2 separate regions of the Homo sapiens genome follow, and region 2 is linked to region 1. A link is an interaction called in ENCODE POLR2A ChIA-PET data of the cell type or tissue named here. Cell type or tissue: PC-9. All regions are shown on one strand. Region 1 overlaps MCC (MCC regulator of Wnt signaling pathway). Region 2 overlaps MCC (MCC regulator of Wnt signaling pathway).

What was found. Peaks named below come from ENCODE experiments on the same cell type or tissue, not always from the same donor. Only the 100,000 strongest peaks of a DNase experiment are listed, where the experiment ranks them.
Region 2: POLR2A ChIA-PET joins it to region 1 with 9 read pairs; 2 of 35 experiments call an interaction of 5 or more read pairs at or near these places.

What each region holds. Positions count from the first base shown.
Region 1 is chr5:113,311,306-113,315,305 of GRCh38, reverse strand. All of the region lies in intron 3 of MCC (MCC regulator of Wnt signaling pathway), which reads left to right. The region is part of intron 1 of LOC124901045 (a long non-coding RNA gene); the gene reads right to left. Among named protein-coding and RNA genes, the nearest start is that of TSSK1B, 120 kb to the left of the region's middle. RefSeq lists a silencer at 2,228-2,428. In PC-9, no CTCF peak of the experiment used is centred here; a DNase peak (open chromatin) is centred at 2,275; H3K27ac peaks cover 657 bases.
Region 2 is chr5:113,089,076-113,093,075 of GRCh38, reverse strand. All of the region lies in intron 8 of MCC (MCC regulator of Wnt signaling pathway), which reads left to right. Among named protein-coding and RNA genes, the nearest start is that of DCP2, 110 kb to the right of the region's middle. In PC-9, no CTCF peak of the experiment used is centred here; no DNase peak of the experiment used is centred here.

The sequences.
Region 1 (4,000 bases):
GCAGTACCTTTGGGAACTGCTGTTGAAGAAGAGCTATGGATACTGTTAGGAATTTGGGGGTTCCCTAGCAGGCATGAAGGGATGAAAAGAATTGAGGACCAGAGATAAATTTGGGATTTATATTTAACATCTTCTCATCTTTACCTTAAAAGCACCTCAGCCAATAGTAAGGATCACAAACTTTATTTGCCAAGAACGTGAATACTGAATAGAGTTTATAATGTATTTCATCATAAAACAGTTTCTTATTTACTGATGGAGAGCAAAGCTCTTGGCAGATTAACTCTACAAATCAAGAGAATATGAGAATCAAAGGCCAGAATCCAGGATAATGAGCAAAACTCTTGGAAGAGCACTAAGACCAGTCCTGCTGGACTTTTGAACTGACTTCCCAAAGTGAAGGTTATGACCCAATGGAGGCTGGGTGTGGTGGCTCACACCAGTAATCCCAGCACTTTGGGAGGTCGAGGCAGGTGGGTCAACTGAGGTCAGGAGTTCGAGACCAGCCTGGCCAACATGGTGAAACCCTGTCTCTACTAAAAATACAAAAATTAGCTGGGCATGGTGGTGCATGCCTGTAGTCCCAGCTACTCGGGAAGCTGAGGCAGGAGAATCGCTTGAACCCAGGAGGCAGAGGTTGCAGTAGGCCGAGATCACGCCATTGCACTCCAGCCTGGGTGACAGAACAAGACTCCATCTCAGAAAAATAAAAATAAAAATGACCAAGTGGGGTCAAAGGTGGAGAGTTCAGGGTTCCCCTGAAACTCCTTCTTGGACCATGTCACCATGAGCACTCAGCAATACTCAGAATATCCGGCTCTATACTGTGTGGAGTTGAGCAAAAACAGTTCTTTCAGGTGAAGCTGCTGACACTAACAGCATTTACATGCCCTTTTCTAATTTTGAACAACTCAGGACCTGCAGGGAAATGGAATTCCCATAAAAATCTTTAAAACTGAAGGACACAGTCATCCAGCCTTCACTCCCAAGTCCATCCAAATTGTAATTAGAAAAATGAGCTCTTATTTGTCTATTCTATCATTTTAAAACTCCAATTAAAGGCAAAATGAAGCCCCATGATTTTTAAATTATACTCTATCATTTTGCCTAGAAAATGACAGATTTTATACAGGCCTCCCTGGGAGGTTTGAGAGAATCTGGAATATCTGTTTAGAATTATAGATATCTGCCAAGTGCAGTGGCTCACACCTGTAATCCCAGCACTTTGGGAGGCTGAGGCAGGAGGATTGCTTAAGCCTAGGAGTTTAAGACCAACCTGGGCAACATAGTGAGATCATGTCTCTGCAAAAAATAACAATTAGCCAGGCATGGTGGCCTGCACCTGTGGTCCCAGCTACTTGGGAGGCCGAAGCGGGAGGATCACTTGAGCCCAGGAGGCCAAGGCTGCAGTGAGCTGTGATCACACCACTGCACTCCAGCGTGGGCAACAGAGCAAGACTCTGTCTGAAACAAACAAACAAACAAACAAAACAAAACAAAAAACAGACAGAGAGAGAGAGAAAGAAAATGGCAGATTATTATACAGGTCTCCCTGGGAGCTTTGAGAGAATATGGAATATCTATTTAGAAATATAAGAATCTTTCCAGACTCTCTGGAGTCTTCCACCAGATGATGCATAAAGAACATCCCTAGTAAATAGGAACCCAAGAAAATAGCTGAAGGCCAATACTGATCTGTGACTCCTGCATTAGGAGATGGACTTCCAGAGTAGAAAGTGCTCCAGATCTCTTTTCCTTAGTAGCTCGCCATTGCCATCATATCTCCAACCCTCCTTCCTCCCCAACCACCGCTATCAGATATGACAGGAACTCTCGGGCCAGAATAGGAGCCATAATTTCCTCAAGCTCACTTTGCTTTCAGTGAGTGCAATTTGGCCTTCACAGAACTAGATGTTCCTTCTCTACACGTTTTTGTTGTTTGTTTGTTTGTTTTTTGTTTTTGAGACGGAGTTTTGCTGTCACCACGCTGGAGTGCAGTGGTGCCATCTTGGCTCACTGCAACCTCCGCCTCCTGGGTTCAAGCGATTCTCCTGCCTCAGCCTCCCGAGTAGCTAGGATTATAGGTGCGCACCACCACACCCAGCTAATTTTTTGGTATTTTTAGTAGAGACGGGGTTTCACCATGTTGGCCAGGCTGGTCATGAACTCCTGACCTCATGATTCACCTGCCTCGGCCTCCCAAAGTGCTGGGATTACAGGCATGAGTCACCATGCCAGGCCCCTTCTCTACACTTTTAAAGCACATTGCTCATATTTCTCTGGGTTAACAAGGAAGTCTGTTTTTTGTGTGTCTCTCTTCCCCACTAGACTGTGAGCTTATCAAGAGGAGGAATCTTGTGTTTGTGTCTCTCCAGTGCCAATCAGATTGCTTGACACAGGCTCATTCATTCATTTAATCTCTCAATCATTTATTTATTCCCAACTGAAACCTCTCAATAAATGTTCATTGACTAAATAGATGGATAAATAAATATTTTTTTCAGGACTAGATTATGAATTTTATGGGCAAATTTCAAGGTATATATATGAGAAACTCCCTACCCATTTCATAGCAAAGTAAGCATGTGAGAAGAATAACTTGTATCCATCTTAAAACCATTCAGTAGTTCTCATAGTTCTTTGGATCAAGTCTTAAACCCTTCACATCATCTACAAAGCCTTTCATTTGTTCTAGTCACTGCCTATCATCCCAGCCTCATTTCTTTGCATTCTCTTCTTTATCTCCATTCTCCAGCTGCATTGACCTTCTAAGTAACTCAGCATCTGTACTCCTTCCCTACAGGGCCTTTGTATTTGAAGTTTCTGTGACTTGAACACCTCTTTCCCCTACCCTTCACCTGGTTAACTTCTGCATGTCTTCCAGATCTTAGGTCAGACATCTCTTCCTTAAAGAAATGTTCCTTAACCTCACTCCCCACCAGTCTATGTGAACTCTGTTATATGTATTCATATTTCTGTATTCCCTGTCCTTCAGAGAAGACATTGCAGTTTTATAGGTTTTTTTTTTTCAGACAGAGTTCTGCTTTGTTGCCCAGACTAGAGTGCAGTGGTGTGATCTCAGCTCACTGCAACCTCTGCCTCCCAGGTTCAAGTGATTCTCCTGCCTCAGCCTCCCCAGTAGCTGGGACCACAGGTGTATGCTACCACACCCAGCTAATTTTTTGTTTGTTTGTTTTTTTGAGATGGAGTCTCGCTCTGTCAGCCAGGCTGGAGTGCAGTGGCGCGACCTCGGCTCACTGCAAACTCTGCCGCCCGGTTTCAAGCGATTCTCCTGCCTCAGCCTCCTGAGTAGCTGGGATTACAGGTGCCCACCATCACACCCAGCTAATTTTTGTATTTTTAGTAGAGACAACGTTTCACCATATTGGCCAGGCTGTTCTCTAACTCCTGACCTTGTGATCTGCCCGCCTCAGCCTCCCAAAGTGCTGGGATTATAGGCATCAGCCACCGCGCCCAGCCTAATTTTTGTATTTTTAGTAGAGACGGGGTTTTACCATGTTGCCCAAGCTGGTCTTGAACTCCTGACTTCAGTGATCCACCCGCCTCAGCCTCCCAAAATGCTGGGATTACAGGCGTGAGCCACCATGCCCGGCCAGCTATTATTTTTTTTTAATGATTAAGCAATGTGTCAGTTATCTGTTGCCACAACAATGTTGTGTAATTTTAAAAGACTATATCAGTGACATTCACCAATAAGTGTTTATTGCTCATGTATTTGGGGTCAGTTGCAGGTCGGCAGGGCAGCTGCTGTTCTTGACTGTAAAGCCTGGACTCACTCATATATCTGAGGATAAGCTGGCTTGATGGCTGATCTGGCCAGACCTTGGTTTGGGTGACTAGAGCAACTGCTGAACCTGTCTCTTATCCTCCAGAAGGCTGGCCTAGACATGCACTCACGTTAGCGGCAGATATGTAAGAGGAAACATGACAGACTCCTAAGGAGGAGACACGGGCATACCATTAATTCCATCTTATTCTG
Region 2 (4,000 bases), 220 kb after region 1:
TTTCTCCTCAGCACTCTGATTTTAAGGTTTGTCCATATGGCTGTGTGTACATCTGGTCCTGTGTGTCTAAGGACATCTAGCATTCTATAGTGACCCACCTATTGCATTTACAGCAGCTGACAATCAAATTGCTTCCCATTTCCCATGACCACAAACAATGCTCCGGGGCATAGTCCCTTGCACATGTCTCCTCCGGCCTGGTGGGAATTACTCAGGATCACATGTCCAGGAGTGAAACTGCTGAGTCTCAGAGTGTGTATAGTCTTGCTTTGACCAAGTACCCCAGGGCAGCTTTTGGGAAATCTGGCCAGCCCATCCGCCCAACAGCAGCAAAGGAGTATTTCACCACCTACGTCAGTGTCAGCTCTTGTACTTTCATTGTTTCTTTCATCTCATTCTTTTTCTCAGGTTTAATTTTCTTTGGTACTGAAAATCATGTATTCTTAGGAAATTCTTTCAGCAAAGATCTATAGGTGATAGATTCTTAATCTTTGAGAGGGTCTTTATTTTTGCCCACACTCTTGATAATAGCTGTGTAATCTCCTGTGGCTGCTGTAACAAATTATCATGAACTTAGTGACTTAAGACAACACAAATTTATCATCTTACAGTCCTAGGGGGTCAGAAGTCCAAAATGCATCTCATTCACTAAAATGAAAGTGTCGGCAAGGCTGCATCTCTCTGGAGGCTGGAGGGGAGAATATACTTCCTTGTCGCTTCCAGCATCTAGAGGGAGCCTGCATCCTTTGAGTATGCCCCTTCCTTCATCTCCCAAGCCAGCAGCATAGCATCTTCAGAGCTCTAACTCTGGCACTCCTGCTTCCCTCTTAGAGGGGTCTTGTGACTTCTGAGTCCACCTAGATGATCCATGATACTCTACCCATCTCAGTTCCCTTTTGCCGTACAAGGCTACATTTACATTTCTCGGGGTTTAGGGCGTGGATGCCTTTGGGGGCCATCATTCAGCCTACCACAATATTCTAAGTAGGCATTAGATTTTAAGGTGATAGGTTTTTTAGTGGCATTCAATAGATTTTATTGAGACTGTGTCAGTCCCTGTTGAAGGTGTTGGCAATGCAGTAGTGAATGAAACAGAACAACACCCACAGACCCACAGAACCTGAGATGCCTCTATCCCATGAGAAGGCAGTGTGTGTGTGTGTGTTTGTGTGGTGTGTGTGTGTGTGTGTGTCTGAGTCTCATTGCATCACCCAGGCTGGAGTCCAGTGGTGTGATCCTCCTAGCCCACCATGGCCTTGACCTGCCAGGCTCAAGCAATCCTCCCACCTCAGCCTCCTGAGTAGCTGGGACTACTGGCTCACGCACCACTCCTGGCTGATTCGTTGTTGTTGTTGTTGTAGAGACAGGGTCTTGCGCTATTGCCCAGGCTGGTCTCAAACTCCTGGGGTCAAGCAACCTTCCCACCTTGGCCTCCCAAAGTGTTGGGATTACCACCAAAGCCACCGTGCCTAGCCCCACAAGAAGGCTTTTAAGATTTGGTGTCTATTTTTGTTTCATTATTTCTTAATCTTAAGGAAATTATTCCCCTTATCTCTTTAAGGTTCCTCAGTGTACCTATTGTGATGTGGTTTACCAGTTGCTTTATTTTCATTTCCCCTAGGGTGAATTCAGCTCCTGATTCAGACTGCTGGCTCTCTTGTTTTATCTTTTGCTCTCTGTAGTTGTCCTCACTCTGTGTCTGGCAGCTTTGTGGACCTGGGCTCCCAGTCATGGGAAGCCTAAGTCTCCTGTTCTCTCTTGATACTGGGCGATTTACAAATTAGGCAGTTTCTGAGGCAGTGGGTGGCCTGGCAAAATCCAAACCAGTTTCCAGTGTTCATGTCAAGTTTGGAGTCCCACAGTATGCAGATAGTATAAATTTGGACCTCACACCCAAAGGTGCCACTGGTCTGGGGTTTTGGTTTCTGAAGGTTGACTCCGCTGCACAGCCTCAGGATTCCTTCTGTGGACAGCACTTTCAGCTTTTCACCTATGGGTCGAGCAGAGAGGCTCCAGGCGTGAGGCAGAGGGATCAGCTCAAGCAGCTAGACTAGCAGGCGCCCTCCATCTCCTCCCTCCCACGCTCTCATTCTGTGCCCTGCTCACAGCCCCTGGGCTTGCGGTGGCACCACCTCCTGGCAACTCCTTCAGCCTTCTTTCTCATTTCTGGCATCTGGAGATTTTGCTGTCTTTTGACCTTGGCAATGAATTTATTTCTCATTGTTCCTTTTTTAATGCAGGATTTCTATGCATTTTTAATAGGAGCACCTGTTGACTTTAGCTGAAGCTGTCATATGCCGGGAAGTTTCAATTGTTGTGTACAGTTACATAGCTGCAACCTCTGTTAACCTCTGAAAGCCTCTGTTCTCATTCTTGTCCTTCCTGCTCTCTGCCAAAGCTGAATTAGAGTCTGCCATCGTCCTTCTGGGTAGACTGGCTGCCTCTCTTTGTATACATTATAGACTTTTTTTATTCTGTGTCTTTCATCAGTGCTCTTCTTTTCACTTGGCCGTTGAGGAACGTGTCCAAATTTTGTTTCGGCCAATGCCCCAGGCACATTCTTATCTCCGTTGTGGTTTTAATCCTTTTTTATTTTGTACTATTATTTATTGAGGTCTCTAGAGTTGGAAGAAAACAATGTGTTCTTCAGTCTACTGTCTTCAAAGAGAGCTCAACTGAGCTGTCAGTGCTGCTGTGTAAGCTTCCTTTTTTTTTTTCTTTTTTGGTCCTAGGTCAGCCTCCTTTCTCATTTCTGACATTCCCCCCTCATGCCTAGCAGAGAAAATAGAAGCCATCAGATGGGAGTCCCTGTTTCGCATCTTCCCCTGACAGTCTGCAAATCACGTTTGTTATTGCCCGTCCTCACCTCCTTTCCTTTTCTCCCCGAGAAAAAGGTGTCCCCATCTCCCTGTCCTCCACTGACCCTCCACTCCTGCCAGCTCCACACAGGCACTCTGCCCACCACACTGCCACACCTCCTTCCTGGACCTTATCCATGCCCAGCATTCCTAAATCTATCTATCCAGTTCTAATTGCTTTCCTTCAGACTTACATCTCTAATTGTTGACTGATAAGCCCTCTCTTACATACCCAGTTGTTTTCTCAAATTCAGCATGTCCAAAGCTGATATCATTGTCAGCTCCGGACATTGTCAGCTCTGGTCATTTCTTTCCGAAAAGATCAGCTTCTCTTTATGTTTTTCTTTCTCATTGCTAAGTAACTCCATGATCCACTGAATCACCCCAGCTACAAGTTTGGGTGTTTTGTTTGTTTTTTCACCTCCTTGAATATTTTTAGAACTGCACTGATGGGTACAGTAGCTACTAGCCACATACAACCATTTAGATTTGAATTTAAATAAAGTAAAATACAATACAATTAAAAATTCAGTTCCTTGAGTACACCAGGCACATTGCAAGTGCTTACAGCCACGTGTGGCACCAGGCTACCATAGCAGATAGTGCCACTCTAGAACATTTCCGTCTGTACAGGAAGTTCTGTTGGATAGTACTGGTCTAGAGTGTATTTTGCCATCCTTATTCCCACTTCGCTGACTGTATTTGAGCCCTCATAATTTCCTATCTGAACCATCAGTAGAGCTCTTGGCTCACCAACTTTTTCTTCCTTACTTCAGTCCATTTTCTCCTCTAATCAAATGATTTTTACAAAACCCTTGAAGAAATACCAGAGGGTAACAACTGCAACCTTTTAATGTCATTTCCCTACTTGAACCTTCCAGAGTCTCCCCATTATCTTTTCCTCTTTATTTGCTTGTTGAACAGTTCAGCCTTCAAGATTGAGTTCTAGCGTTGCCTGCTCTAGGAAGGCAGAGGCCAGCCAGGTTTCTTCTTCTGCACTTTGACACTCCTTGTTGATACCCCTCTTTCAGAGCATGTTTCCCATCATAATGTTTACCAGACACGCAGTAACTTCAGGAGAAGTGAAAAAACAGCCTCTCAGGTCATGTTCTGGTGTTGAGGAACCCCAGTTGAGAAAGGCT